2 separate regions of the Homo sapiens genome follow, and region 2 is linked to region 1. The links are chromatin contacts, found by Hi-C or POLR2A ChIA-PET in ENCODE. All regions are on one chromosome and are shown on one strand. Each heading gives the region's core, a stretch centred on a gene start or an enhancer-like site at or near the end of the contact. The rest is flanking DNA. Distances are from core to core; before and after follow the strand shown. Region 1 overlaps SYT17 (synaptotagmin 17). Region 2 overlaps LOC124903657 (a long non-coding RNA gene).

Region 1 (4,040 bases), core at 446-2,945:
AGGGTTTTCATAGATGAGAAAGCATAAGTAGCTGATAACACAACAAGGTGCTCACCTCTTTAGCAGTCAGGGAAACCCAGATTAAACCCACAAGATACCCATCAGATGAGACTAATGAAAAGCCTGACAATAACAGACCAATATAATCCAGTGTGAAATGCAGCTTGTCAGCCTCACTGGGGGCTTATGGAGGAAGGGCATTGCACTCACATAGAAAGTCAACATTTCGGCTGGGCGCGGTGGCTCACGCCTGTAATCCCAGCACTTTGGGAGACCGAGGTGGGCGGATCACAAGGTCAGGAGATCGAGACCATCCTGGCTAACATGGTGAAACCCTGTCTTTACTAAAAAATACAAAAAAAAAAAAATTAGCCGGGCGTGGTGGTGGGCGCCTGTAGTCCCAGCTACTCGGGAGGCTGAGGTAGGAGAATGGCGTGAACCCGGGAGGCGGAACTTGCAGTGAGCTGAGATCGTGCCACTGCACTCCAGCCTGGGAGACAGAGCAAGACTCTGTCTCAAAACAAAACAAAACAAAACAAAAACAACAACAACAACAACAAAAAACCCTAAGTATCTAGCAATAGGAAAATGGTTAATATAAGTTACAGTATTTCAGCCTAATGGAATGTTGTATGTGAACATTTATAATGACACTTATAATGTCTAGATAGTCACATGGAAAATGTGTGTGTAATTCTTTTAGTTTTATTATATTTTATTATTTTATTTTTATTAGTACAAATTTATGAGGTACACATGAAATTTTGTTACATATGTAATATATAGTGATAAAGTCATAGTATTTAGGGCTTCTATCATTCTGGTACAATACATTTTTGTTAAATATAGTAACACTACTCTACTATCAAACATTTATTATTATTATTTTTTAATTGAGACGGAGTCTTGCTTGAGGCAGGAGTCCTGAACTCCCGGCTTCAAGTGATCCTGCCACCTTGGCCTCCCGAAGTGCTTGGATTACAAGCGTGAGTCACCGTGCCCAGCCCCAAACATTGAATTTTTTCCTTCTCACTAACTGTATGTTTGTACCCTTTAACCCACTTCTCTTTATCCTCTCCCCTCTGATCTAAGGGTATTTTTTTTTAAAAGGGTATTTTTTTTTAAAGGGTATTTTTTTTTTTTAAATACCCTTTTTTTTTCTTAAAGGGTATTTCAGAATGTGACTGTATTGTCAATGCAGCTATGCAAATACAGGGTTGAGGTATTGACAAAGACTGGGAAAAAAAGTGAAGAGAAGAAAGAAGAAGAAAGAAAAGGAAGTGAAAGCATTTGATGAAATGTGTAAAGCACTGGCATTGCGGTTGGAGTTTGCTTTTTAAAAAATCCATTTCTATTTTAATGTTGTTTGTGCAGCAGATTAAGAGACAATAGACTTTATCCAACCGGTGAGAGCAAAGGCATAAGGGGGCGCAGAGCAGCTGTGTTTGGGCTTCACTAAAATTTGTGTGCGCACATTTGAAACCCTTTGCTAGGTGAGAGAGAGCGAAAGGACCATAGAGAAGGAGTTCAAAGCAAACCTGTCAGGAGGAGAGCTGGGCTCTTGCTATCTCCAGAAAATGTCTTTTGTCCCAGATGATTTTCTTTGATTTCCTTTTTATTGATTAGAAATTAACTGTGTTGAAAGGCTGCCGGGAGAGAGAATTTTTGTCTGGGTAGAGAGGAGAGAGCTGAGCCACATTTGCCCAAGCCGGCTGCTGGATTCATCTGAGTAATTTACAGATTGTCTATTTTGGTTCTCCCTAGCCCACCCCACGTGGTTCGACCAAATTAAGCGCATCGGGCTCTTACAAGAAAGGAAATGAGGCCTGTTTATTTGTGACATCGCTTCCACAAGGGACGAGGTAGAAGTGGGCCTGTCACCCAGTTCCTTCTCCTGTCTTGGCTTCGATTCTGTGGGGGTTGGATAGGACAGGGGGTGGAACATCGTGCTGACAACCCCTCTCGGCCCGTGGTGTGGCAGCAGCTCAGCCTCTGTGTTGGGGGCTGCACTGCTTGATCTTGGATTTGTTTCTGGTGCTGTGAATATAGTAGTGGACACATGGGCACTTTCTTTGCCTTTATGGAGAAAAAGGTAAGGACCAAGTACCGTGAAGGAAATGACAAGGTGGTGTGATGGGAAATGATGGAGGCAGAGGGGTGTTTTCAACTGAGTGTTAATGGGAAGCTTAGATGAGGAGGTGACTGTTGAGTTGAGATTCCCAGGGAATAGCAAGTTCAAGCCTTGGGGCAGGTACGATCTTGTATTTTTTTTTTTTTTGAGACAGAGTCTCGCTCTGTCGCCGAGGCTGGAGTGCAGTGGCGGGATCTCAGCTCACTGCAAGCTCCGCTCCACCTCCCGGGTTCACGGCATTCCCCTGCCTCAGCCTCCCAAGTAGCTGGGACTACAGGCGCCCGCCACCAAGCCCGGCTAATATTTTTGTATTTTTAGTAGAGACTCGGTTTCACTGTGTTAGCCAGGATGGTCTCGATCTCCTGACCTCGTGATCCGCCCGCCTCAGCCTCCCAAAATGCTGGGATTACAGGTGTGAGCCACCGTGCCTGGCCAATGATCTTGTATTTTTAAAGAATAGAAAGAAGGCAGAGGCGGTTGGTGAGTGAAGTCTCAGAGGTAGGCAGGAATCAAATCATTTGGATCAAATCATTTCGATCCCGTAGATAAATTATTTTAGAGACCATTAGTTCTCAACTGGGTGATTTTTGCCCTCAGTGGACATTTGACGATGTCTGGAGACATTCTGAGACTTTACCACTGGGGAGAGGGGTGATGCCGCTGGCATCCAGTGTGTAGAGGCCAGAGATGCTGCTAAACTTCCTGTAGCGCACAGGACAGCTCCCACAACACAGAATGCTCCAGCCCAAAGTGGCAATAGTGCTGAGGTTGACAAACCCTGTTGTTGACCAGGCTAAGCACTTTGAATTTTATTTTGAGAGATGGAGGGTTTTAAACAGGGAAGTGAGGCCGGGTATGGTGGCTCACACATGTCATCCCAGCACTTTGGGAGGCCAAGGTGGGCAGATCACTTGAGGTCAGGAGTTCGAGACCAGCCTGGCCAGCATGGTAAAACCCTATCTCTACTAAAAATACAAAAATTAGCTGGGCATGGGGGCTCATGCCTGTAATCTCAGCTACTCGGGAGGCTGAGGCACAAGAATCACTTGAACCCAGGAGGCAGAGGCGACAGTGAGCCAAGATTGTGCCAGGGCACTCCAACTTGAGCCACAGAGCGAGATTCCTGTCACAATAAATAAATAAATAAGAAATAAACGGGGAAGTGAGGTAATGGCATGGTTCCGTTTTCTTTTAGAAAACCAGAATATTGGTCTAAATTATTTCAGCTCTGACATTCCAATCTTATCTCACTAAATTTGGATAAGGAAGACTTCACAGAGTTGGAGATCCTACCAGAACAAGCAATCCATTTTCCTTGGGAGGGCTGAACCCACTTCCTAGGAGGATTTTTGTATTTGGTGCTTGGATGTCCACTTTGCAGTGAAAAAGAATGGCTTAAGGAGAAAGAAGAAGGAAGGAAATCTTAGCTGGATCTTTCTGGGCTCTGGATTGTGGCTGGTGCTTTGGCCTCTTCAGATCCAGAGGGGACTGAAGACAGACTCAGTGGAGGCAGTGAATAGACTTTTCTTTCTTCTTAAGAGACAGGGTCTTGCTGTGCCTCCCAGGCTAGAGTGCAGGGGTTCAATCATAGCTTACTAAAGCCTTGTTAGAAACAAATGTGCAGTGTCACAAAGAAAATGAGCACTAAAACAAAGGATTTCCCAGTAAGGCAAAATTTACTTCTGTAGGAAGGTGTTTCTCACAGGTCTAGTCATCATGAGAGTGCACTGAACAAAGGAGGGAAGGGGTTTTTATCCCTAACGTAGCTTGTCCCTGCTACTGTGTCCTGCCTCCACAGGTTGGAGTTGGACCACACAATCTAAGCTGAACCTGGTTGGCTAACTTGGAAAGTGCGGGAATGCGGTTACACTGGCAGGAAGGACAGTTTTGGTGGGAAGAGCTGCTGTGA
Region 2 (4,040 bases), core at 419-2,918, 80 kb before region 1:
AGGCTGGTAAGGGAAGAACACCTCATATAACTCCAGTAAGCACACTGCACATTCCACTGCCACCCCCACAAATGTTAGCAGGCCACTGCACATACGGATAGCCCACTCCAAGGGAAGGATCAGGGGAGAAGGGATGCGAGACCCTGGAAGTAGGCCAACATATAAAACCCTCTGTCAAAGGTCAAATGGGACACTTGAGAGGTTAAGTATCACCTCCTAGGACTATTGCCACGATCTCTGTCTTGTAGGGTTTCATGCACTTGGCCCTGCTCCAAGGGTACTCGCCTTCCTTTAATTCCTGCTCTAAAGCTTTTTAAGAAACTTTCACTCCTGCTCTGAAACTCGCCTGTCTCTCCTTCTGCCTTCTGCCCCTCAGCTGAATTCTTTCTCTTGAGGAGGCAGGAATTGAGGTTGTGGCAGACCCGTATGGATTTGCCAGGGTAACACCAGGATGCTGAAGAGAGTGCCTATCATAACCCCATTTTGGAAGACCCCATTGGGACCCTACTGAATAATGATTGAATGCTAACTATGTGCCAGGCCCTGTGCTGGCACAGGGGATAATAGAGTGGTTAGCAGAGCAAACACCATCTTATTGGCCTGCAGTTTACAGTCTGCTGGAAGAGGCAGCCACTTGCCAATAAGCACGCCAGTGAGCACTAAATAACTAACAGAGGGCCAGGCATAGTGGCTCATGCCTGTAATCCTACTTCTTTGGAGGCCAAGGTGGGTGGATCACTTGAGCCCAAGAGTTCAAGACCAGCCTGGACAACATGGCAAAACCCCATTCTATAAGGAACATAAAAATTAGCCGGGCATGGTGGCACACACCTGTAGTTGCAACTACTTGGGAGGCTGAGGGGGGAGAATTGCCCGACCCGGGGAGGTCGAGGCTGCAGTGAGCCGTGATCGTGCACTTCAGCCTGAGTGACAGAGTGGTGAGACCCTGTCTCAAAAAACAAACAAACAAAAAACGAAACTAACAGAGGTAAATGCTTTGAAGGAAAGAAACCAGTTTTTATGACACTGTGAGTCAAAGGGACCTAGTGCAGCATGGGGGAATTAGGGAAGGCTTCTCTGAAATCTTGAAGCTCAGCACACTAGCCCATGGGGGTCTGTTTCAGGGTGTCACCTTCGGGAGCACTTACAGAGTGAAGCTCTGTGACAAATGCTGGACACACACAGTTCTCCTTTGATCATTGCAATAGTCCTAGGAGGTAATACTATTATAATAGGAGCCCCAATGTACAGAGGTGGAAACTGAGGCTCAGAGGGACGAGATCATATGCCCCCAGGGCATTTAACAAGGAAGTGCAAACAGGGATTTGAACCCTCATCTGCTGACTCCAAAATTAACGCTCACTGCATTTCCTTGGCCCTTGCAAAGCCAGCCAAGGAAGTTAGTCATACAGGAAGTAGCCCCTCAGAAGTCCCACAGCAGGAGATCAAAATGAAACAAGCAAGCAGATGTTTACAAGCTGCCTGGAAAAGCCACCCACCACAAGAGCAGGGAATCATTCTCCCTCTACCCCAACCCCTCCTTCAAAGCTCCTAAAAAGCTTCCTTTTTCATTTTTACAGAGTCCCCTCTCCACCCCCTTTTCCCCCAGAGGACTGACTTCATCCTTTCAGCAGATGGGAAGGCGTGGGCTGCCGGCCCTACAGTAGCACAATCACCAATGATGACTTCCCTCCAATCTTAACCCAGATGAAAATGACAGAGACACACCAGCTCTTTCTTCTCTTGGCTTTTCCCGAAGCTTCCCTTTCCATTAGGCCACTGGGGGTTGGCGCCCGAAGCTTCCCTTTCTCACCAGAATAGAAGCAGGAAGTCTTGGGGTAGCTGCGTTGAAATGTTGGCTGGTACGAGCATGTTGTTTTGTTTTTATAGAAGGACTAAACAGATCCCCCACACAGACACAATACACATTCAGAGGCATGATTCCCATATAGATACACATGTGCACACATGCACGCATAGATATACATGCTTGTGAGTCACACACATTCACTCATAGCTAACACTTGTATAGCACTTACTGTGTTCCAGACAGTATCCTAGGTCAGGGCAAACTGTGGACCATGGACCAAATCCTGCCTGCAGCCTCTTCGTGTAAATAAATTTTATTGGAACACAGCGGCTCTGTGTTTAGAGAGAGTCAGGCCAAGGAACAAGTGACCCAGATAGGTCAGAAAGTGACTCTGGGAATCTAGAAGGGTGTGAGCCAGGCCTGGATTGGTTTTGCAAGAATGAAAATGGCTTTCTTGTTTGTTTGTTTGTTTATCATAGAAGTGATATATGCTCACTGTAAAAAGTTCAAGTATACAGAAATGTCTAGGAAAGAAGTAAAGATCTTTGGACACCCCTAGAAACTCAGGCCAAAGCTTCCCCACTTAGCAATCAGGAGTGGGAGAGAGGGGTTGCCCATCCACCCCTGCCTATCCCTTCAGGACAAAAACATCAATTCCCATGACCTCATCTGCCTGCCTTGAGACAGTGGGTGTTGGGGACAATGGCAGGATGTGGACTTCCAATGTAGCAATCTGACATCAGCCTTAGCCTGGAGCTGGGTAGTGCCCATGATCAAAGCCCCTGGAAGGGACCAGTTCAGCTTGTATCAGAGCCATCCTTGGGGTGACTAATAATAATGATTTTGATTGAACATTCACTACTACCAGACACCACTCAAAAGATGAAATTAACTCATTGAATCCTTGTGACCATCCTAGGAGTTAGGTACCCTAATGCTCTTCTTACAGAAGATGAAGCAGGCTCAGAGAGGTAAAGTAATTTCCCCAAGGTCACACAGCCAGGAAACAGCAGAGCCAGAACTGATGTCCCAGTGATCTTGTGCCAGAGCCATGTGCTCTTCCTCACAAGGCTGATGTGATGTTTGGAGGCTGGAGGCTGGAGTATTTAGAATCCTCAGTATACAATTGAGGAAATGAGGTTCTGAAAGGTTGAGTGACTTGCCTAAGGTCATACAGCCAACAAGCAGGAGCTCCAGGAAAGAAGTTCAGGGTCATGTGACTTCAGAGCTGGTTCTTAGTGCTGGGTTTCCCCAACTCCAGCCCTTGGGGAGTATCTTTGCCACCTCACGGTACCTCCTGCAAGACAATTTGTTTACTCTTTCTTCTTTTTTTATTTTTTGAGATGGAGTCTCACTTTGCCGCCCAGGCTGGAGTGCAATGGCGTGATCTCAGCTCACTGCAACCTCCGCCTCCCAGGTTCAAGCAATTCTCCTGCCCCAGCCTCCCAAGTAGCTGGGATTACAGGCCCCCCCACCACGCCTGGCTAAGTTTTGTATTTTTAGTAGAGACGGGGTTTTGTCACGTAGGCCAGGCTGGTCTTAAACTCCTGACCTCAGGTGATCCACCCGCCTTGGCCTCCTAAAATGCTGGGATTACATGCGTGAGTCACTGCGCCCGGGCTGTTTACTCCTTAACACTGCTGCCATGGACTTATGTGTCCCTCATAAATGCATGTGCTGAAACCTAATCGCCAATGTGAGGATACAAGGCGCTCTTGAAAGGTGATTAGGTCATGGGGGAAGAGTTCTCATGAAGGGATTAGTGGCCTTCTGTAAGAGGCATCAGAGAGCTCCCTCACCCCTTCTGCCACGTGAGGACACAGCGAGAAGGCACCATCTGTGAAACAGGAAGTGGGCCCTCCGCAGACAACAAATCTACCGGCACATTGATCTTGGACCTCCCGGCCTTTAGAACTGTGAGGAATACATTTCTGTTTTGTTGTTGTTGTTTTTTTTTTTTTGATGGAGTCTCGCTCTGTTGCCCAGGTTGGAGTGCAATGGCAAGATCTTGGCTCACTGCGACCTCTGTCTCGCGGGTTCAAGCCATTCTCCTGCCTCAGCCTCCTGAGTAGCTGGGATTACAGACGTGTGCCATCATGCCTGGCTAATTTTTGTATTTTTAGTAGAGATGGGGTTTCACCATGTTGGCCAGGCTGGTCTTGAACTCCTGACCTCAGGTGATCCACCCCCCTCGGCCTGCCAAAGTGCTGGGATTACAGGTGTGAGCCAC

Evidence for each region. A loop is a pair of places that touch in the nucleus more often than their neighbours do. ChIA-PET counts read pairs that join two places held with the same protein, here RNA polymerase II (POLR2A). Pooled maps may share reads with other maps.
Region 2: a map with no recorded cell type shows a loop between it and region 1 (5-fold over the local background). The contact joins two enhancer-like sites. A Hi-C loop is called at or near these places in 1 of 168 maps with a recorded cell type or tissue (HepG2), 11 of 37 single-sample maps with no recorded cell type and 3 of 50 pooled maps. POLR2A ChIA-PET finds 5 or more read pairs at or near these places in 1 of 52 experiments (activated B cell).

Annotation. Positions count from the first base shown.
Region 1 is chr16:19,209,361-19,213,400 of GRCh38, forward strand. The region is part of intron 5 of SYT17 (synaptotagmin 17); the gene reads left to right. Among named protein-coding and RNA genes, the nearest start is that of SYT17, 43 kb to the left of the region's middle. Within about 2 kb of position 1,696, at least 7 of the 41 ENCODE cell types and tissues checked have a DNase peak (open chromatin) inside an H3K27ac peak, as active enhancers do.
Region 2 is chr16:19,129,536-19,133,575 of GRCh38, forward strand. All of the region lies in intron 1 of LOC124903657 (a long non-coding RNA gene), which reads left to right. Among named protein-coding and RNA genes, the nearest start is that of ITPRIPL2, 18 kb to the left of the region's middle. RefSeq lists enhancers at 1,330-1,409, 1,332-1,626. Within about 2 kb of position 1,669, at least 24 of the 41 ENCODE cell types and tissues checked have a DNase peak (open chromatin) inside an H3K27ac peak, as active enhancers do.